2 separate regions of the Homo sapiens genome follow, and region 1 is linked to region 2. A link is a loop called in an ENCODE intact Hi-C map of the cell type or tissue named here. Cell type or tissue: mammary epithelial cell. All regions are shown on one strand. Links, peaks and the distances in the headings refer to the core of each region. The heading gives the core; the rest is flanking DNA. Region 1 overlaps PC (pyruvate carboxylase). Region 2 has its middle 1.5 kb from the start of SYT12.

Region 1 (2,902 bases), core at 188-2,687, 140 kb after region 2:
TCAACATATGGGTGTGGGGGGCACAGGCACGCTCTGCATTAGTCTGGGAGGTGCTTTTTGCTGACCTTGTCCTTCAGACCCTCTCTCTGTCCTGTCAACATCACTTTGGGCTCTAATCAATATGTATGGGACATTTGTGTGTCCCACTAGTGTGTGTGTGCTGTTCCCAGGAGGGGCCAAGCCTTACTAATCTTTATCTGAATGCTCCATAATATTTCTAGGTAAATCTTTTTTTTTAACTAATTGATTAATTATTTTTTGAGACAGAGTCTTGCTCTGTTGCCCAGGCTGGAGTGCACTGGGACCATCATGGCTCACTGCAGCTTCAACCTTCTAGGTTCAAGCAATCCTTCTGCCTCAGGCTTCCAAGCAGCTGAGACTATCTATGGGCACCACCATGCCCAGCTAATTTTTTTTTTTTTTTTTTGAGATGGAGTTTTGCTCTTGTTGCCCAGGCTGGAGTGCAATAGCACGATCTCAGCCCACCGCAACCTCTGCCTCCCACGTTCAAGCGATTTTCCTGCCTCAGCCTCCCAAGTAGCTGGGATTACAGGCGTGTGCCACCATGCCCGGCTAATTTTGTATTTTTAGTAGAGATGGGGTTTCTGCATGTTGGTCAGGCTGGTCTTGAACTCCCAACCTTAGGTGATCCACCCGCTTCAGCCTCCCAAAGTGCTGGGATTACAAGTGTGAGCCACGTGCCAGGCCACACCCAGCTAATTTTAAAAAGTTTTTTTTTTAATTTTTTGGCAGAGACAGGATCTCAATATGTTGCCCAAGCTGATCTCAAACTCCTAGACTCAAGTGATACCCCTGCCTCGGCCTCTTAAAGTGCTGAGATTACAAGCATGAGCCACCACGCCTCACGGTGAATCTTAACAGCCTCATGCCACTCTGCAACCTCATTGTGACCTGAAGTATTTCTTCACTGATTCATTCCCTCAGACATTTATTTAGTTCTGGTCTTACGCACTGTACAGAGTGCCAGGGAGATGTGGGGACAAAAGAGACCAGGGATCCTGTGCCCAGGGCCCTAACAGTGTCTATTAAAGGAGACAAGACGGGTCAACAAATCTTTATAACATTAAATGCTCTTTGCTGAGGACACAGACGCCACGGAGACCTCATGGAGAGCCCCCTGAGCAGGACGATGGGTGGGGCACAGACAAGGACAGAGCTGAGGGAGGTGGCTGCCCGGGGAATATAGGGAAGGCATTCCTGAGCCTACTCCTATAGGATGTGGAGGAATGGGGACAAGTGACCTTCCCATGTGAGCCCTGCCCACACCCCGTGCTGCAGGGTCGGCAGGAAGCTGGCTCCTCGTGCGCCAGGGGGCAGTGTTGGCCCTGAAATTCTCACTGCTTTCCAGTGAGGCTGGGATGGAGCAGCCACCTCACTGCAGGCCCTCGGGACCCCTCACTCTGCTTTCTCTGAGACCCCCTTTGTCCCCCAGTCCACAAGTCCCGAGACCATGGCGCCAGTCGCCTCGGTGCCACCCTTTCCCCCTCGGCTGCTCCTTTGAATAGAGGGTTGCCAGGGCGATGAGGAGCCCTGCTGGCACTGTTCACTGCTGTTCGTCGCCGCAGTGCCACTTGGAGCAGCCGGCGCTCCTGGGGGCCCAGAGCCCGGACAGCTGAGCCTCGGCGAGCACCCGTGCTGTGTCTGTTTCCGTCTTTGGTATTGTCTCTCTCCTGTCTTCTGTGTCTGTCACCTGCATTGTTTCCAGCGTCCTCCCTTCTGCCCCCCCTGCCCAGAAATCTCAGCCTCAGTCTGTCCTCTCTTGGGTGCTTTGATATCAGCCGTGGCAGCCCTGAGAGCCAGGTGGAGTCGTTCTTTCATCTGTCCCTCTTGGCTGCCAGCCCTGGGGCCCGTCGGACATGTTTAGAGCAGAGCCGCCTGGGGAGAGCGGCCCCATCCGTCAGAGCTGCCACCGCCGCAGCCCCGAGTGCTCTGCCAAGAGCTCTTTCTTTCTGGTTCTGACCTGCTTTCACTGGCAGCTGTGGAGCCCAGCTGGGGCTAGGGGCACAGCCTGGTGCGGGTGCTGGTGCTGGGGGCAGCTGGGCCCATAGGAAGTAGGTGTGTGGAGCTTTGTTGGTTCGGAGGTTCCTGGGGCCTGTTTCTGAACCACACTTCTTTCTTCTCTGCCCTCTGCTGCTCTCCAGCACACCTCTGAGGATTTGCTGAGGGACCCAGGTGCTCTGCTGGGCTTTCAGAACCAACTTGCTGGCCACCCGCCCCTGAAGCAGGGCCTGGTCTTTCCCTTCCTCTGCGGCCTCTTGCCCACTGCTGCCCTCTGAGGCTGCAGGAGACGCTCTGTGAGGACAGGAATATGTAGGACGAAGCGATGTGGGGCCTCAGCTGCAGCAGCTCTTAGGTGGCGCCCTGCCCTGGTCCCCAGAAAGGCTGCTGAGCACTGGGGCCACGTTGTTGTCTGGAACAAAACTTGGGGGATGATGGCCTGACAGCAGGATTCTGTGCTCCTTCTGGTTGCAAGAGGCATCCTGGGAGATGTAGTTCAGGTCTGAAGTAGTGGGATTTCAGGGACATTTTGATGATTTATTAGACAAATTGAAACTGCCTTGGCTTATCTGGGACATGTGACTGCTGACATTGTTCGTCAGCTCTCGTTGGGAAGCTCTGAGTGCCACTGGTGGCCCTGCTGGAGGCCAGGCCAGTGACAGTTTTATCAGAAGTGGGGTTTTTGGTTTTGGTATTTTGGTTTCCAAGTGCCTGTCACACTGTGCTCCTGATGAAAGCCGTGACTTACTCCTTTAGTTGAGTGAAGAGTCCATAGGCCAACTCTGATGGGTCCGAGCTCCTGCTCTGGAGGGGGCCATATGAAGCGGGCTCCAGGCCGGCTCTGCTGGTGGCCTGGGTGTGTCACTTAATCCCACTGCACCTG
Region 2 (2,835 bases), core at 1-2,500:
TCCCACGCCTGGGGACAGGGGTGGGTGGGGACGTGCCCACAGGCCTCTGAGAGGCAGGCCAAGCACTGGACTCAGAGCCAGCCGGCCTGGGTTCTAGCCCCAGCCTCCGCGCCCTGGGTTATCCTGTTCTCTTTCTAGGCCTCAGTTTCTTTACCTTAAAAACGGACCCGATACTGCGCACCTCCGGGAGCCAAGGAAAACAGCGACAGGAGGCGCAGCGGAAAGTTTCCCCTTTTCTGAATGGATAATTACTCCCTCCCACCACGATTGAGCTGTAGGTCAGCTCTGTGCTGGTGCCTTACAACATCATCTCAGTCCTCACCGTGGCCTAATCTGGTCGTGGTGACTCCATTTTTTACATGAAGAAACAGGCTCAGAGAGGTGACCAAGGTCACAGAGCCAAAGGTCAGAGCCAGAATTGAACCCAGGTCTGTGTGACTTCAAACTCCATACCTTTAACCACTAAGGGGTCGTGCTTTCTCTCCCAAAGGAATGAATGAATCATTCAGGAGATATTTATGACGCCCCCGCAGGGGCTGGGCACAGTGCCAGGTGTGGGCGATCTTCCATCTTCCGGGAACAGGGGACAGGTCCCTCCCTGCCCGCGCAGTCTGGCAGTGAGGCACGGCTTGCACTGGGAGGGGCTGGGTGCGGGGGAAGGTGCCACATGTTGTGGGCACAGTAACCAGGGGAGCAGGCTGGGTGGACACCTGGGGAGACCTCTCCAACGGTCTGGGGTGGGGGAGGAAGAGGGGCGAGGATCCCAGATGGGGAGCAAGTGTGCAAGGGTGGCAGTGCTTCCTGGCTCATCTACACTCTGGGCCTTTAGAGCTGAGGGCAGCCTGTGGGCACTGACCTCTCAGTGGAGGCTGGGTCTGTGCTGGCTTGGTGCAGTGTGGGCATCCTTGGTCTAGAAGACAGGATGCTGGGGAGCCCTAGAAAGAGAGTTGCATCTGGCTAACACGGTGAAACCCCGTCTCTACTAAAAATACAAAAAAATTAGCCAGGTGTGGTGGCGGGCGCCTGTAGTCCCAGCTACTCGGGAGGCTGAGGCAAGAGAATGGCGTGAACCCAGGAGGCGGAGCTTGCAGTGAGATCGCGGCGACTCCGTCTCAAAAAAAAAAAAAGAAAAGAAAAAGAAAAAAAGAAAGAGAGCTGCATCTTACCTTCACCCACAGGGGGCGCTTTTGTCTTCATTTCATTTCCTGGACCTGGAACAGAACAAAGAGAAAGGGCATTATCATGGGGCGGGGGGCCTGGGTAATGGGCCCTGAGCTTTCACTGCCATTTCCCATTTAACTCAACCTTCACAGCCAGCTGCAGCTTTGGTACGATTGAGTCCATTTGAGTCCATTTTCTTCGCAGGACACCCAGGCCTGGGGAATGAATGGCCGAGTTTCTGGTTTGGAAGGGAGTTGGGAGTCAGACACATCATCAGGGCATAAAAGGGGCCAGACTCTAATAGGGTATTCTACCCAAGCAACAAAAGACAAAGTTGAGGCCAGGCACAGTGGCTCAAGCCTGTAATCCCAGCACTTTAGGAGGCTGAGGTAGGGCGGATCACTTGAGGCCAGGAGTTCGAGACCAGCCTGGCCAACATGGTGAAACCCCGTCTCCACTAAAAATGCCTGTAGTCCCAGCTACTCAGGAGGCTGAGGGAAAAGAATTGCTTGAACCTGGGAGCATAGGCTGCAGTGAGCCGAGATTGGCCTGGGCAGCAGAGCAAGACTCCATCTCAAACAAACAAAAAAAAAAAGCAAAGTTGAGGCTGGTCCAGTTCTGGTGTCACACTGGGGAGCTGATGCAGGGGCGGGAGTGAGCTTGAAATGAGAGATCTTGTCAATTTCATGTTGAACACCCTTCAATGATCAGAAAAGCGTACACGGGTGCACCAAAAGACAAGGATAGAATGTTGACAGTAGCCCCAAACAGGAGACCACAAATGCCCATTATGAATCAAATGCACAGATGCATTGTGGTGTAGTGACACAATGGAAGACTGTGCCACTAAGAAGAGAAGCAAAACTACAACCACTAATGAAAGGCGAGTGAATCCACCTTTCAGGCTCACGCCTGTAATCCTAGCACTTTGGGAGGCCGAGGCAGGTAGATTGCCTGAGCTCAGGAGTTCGAGACCAGCCTGGGTAACAAGGTGAAATGCCGTCTCTACTAAAAAATACAAAATTAGCTGGGCGTGGTGGTATGCACCTATAATCCCAGCTACTCGGGAGGCTGAGGCAGGAGAATCGCTTGAACCCAGGAGGTGGAGGTTGCAGTGAGCTGAGATCACGCCACTGCACTCCAGCCTGGGCGACAGAGACTCCGTCTAAAAAAAAATGGTGGGTGAATCTCACAAACGTACTGCTGAGCAACAGAAGCTGGACACAGAGAACGCTGCTGATGGATGCATTTATAGGAGGTTCAAAGACAAGCAAAACTACTCTGTGCATGGGACTCTGGTCCCCATGGGGGTGGTGACTAGAGGGGCCTACGGGAGGATGCTGGGGTGCTGGTCACATTCTGGTTTTGATCTCAGTGCCCATCTCCTGGGTGTGTTCACTTTGTGAAAATTCATGGCATTGTACACTGATGATTTGTACACTTTTGTGCATGTGTGATATGCTTCTGTACAATTTACAAAAACAAACACATCTCATGTGGCTGCATGCTGCACTGGAAATGGAAGCCAAACTCCTTTCTGGGGCCTACAGACCCTGCTGGCCTCTCTGAACTTTCATGCCACCATCCCTGTCACCTGCTGAGCTCCTGCCTCCTGGGCCTTCTGGCCTTCCTGACGCCTGACAAGCCATTCTCCGCCTCAGGGACTCTCCCTTG

What was found. A loop is a pair of places that touch in the nucleus more often than their neighbours do. Peaks named below come from ENCODE experiments on the same cell type or tissue, not always from the same donor. Only the 100,000 strongest peaks of a DNase experiment are listed, where the experiment ranks them.
Region 1: it touches region 2 in a loop (2.1-fold over the local background); 3 of 110 quality-filtered maps call a loop at or near these places.

What each region holds. Positions count from the first base shown.
Region 1 is chr11:66,881,770-66,884,671 of GRCh38, reverse strand. The region is part of intron 3 of PC (pyruvate carboxylase); the gene reads left to right. Among named protein-coding and RNA genes, the nearest start is that of LRFN4, 26 kb to the right of the region's middle. RefSeq lists enhancers at 1,221-1,958, 1,959-2,696. In mammary epithelial cell, for the core only: a CTCF peak has its summit at 1,325 (motif pointing right); a DNase peak (open chromatin) is centred at 891.
Region 2 is chr11:67,020,245-67,023,079 of GRCh38, reverse strand. It overlaps a transcript of SYT12 not described here. Among named protein-coding and RNA genes, the nearest start is that of SYT12, 1.5 kb to the left of the region's middle. RefSeq lists an enhancer at 457-1,656. In mammary epithelial cell, for the core only: a CTCF peak has its summit at 1,173 (motif pointing right); a DNase peak (open chromatin) is centred at 539; H3K4me3 peaks cover 300 bases; H3K27ac peaks cover 773 bases.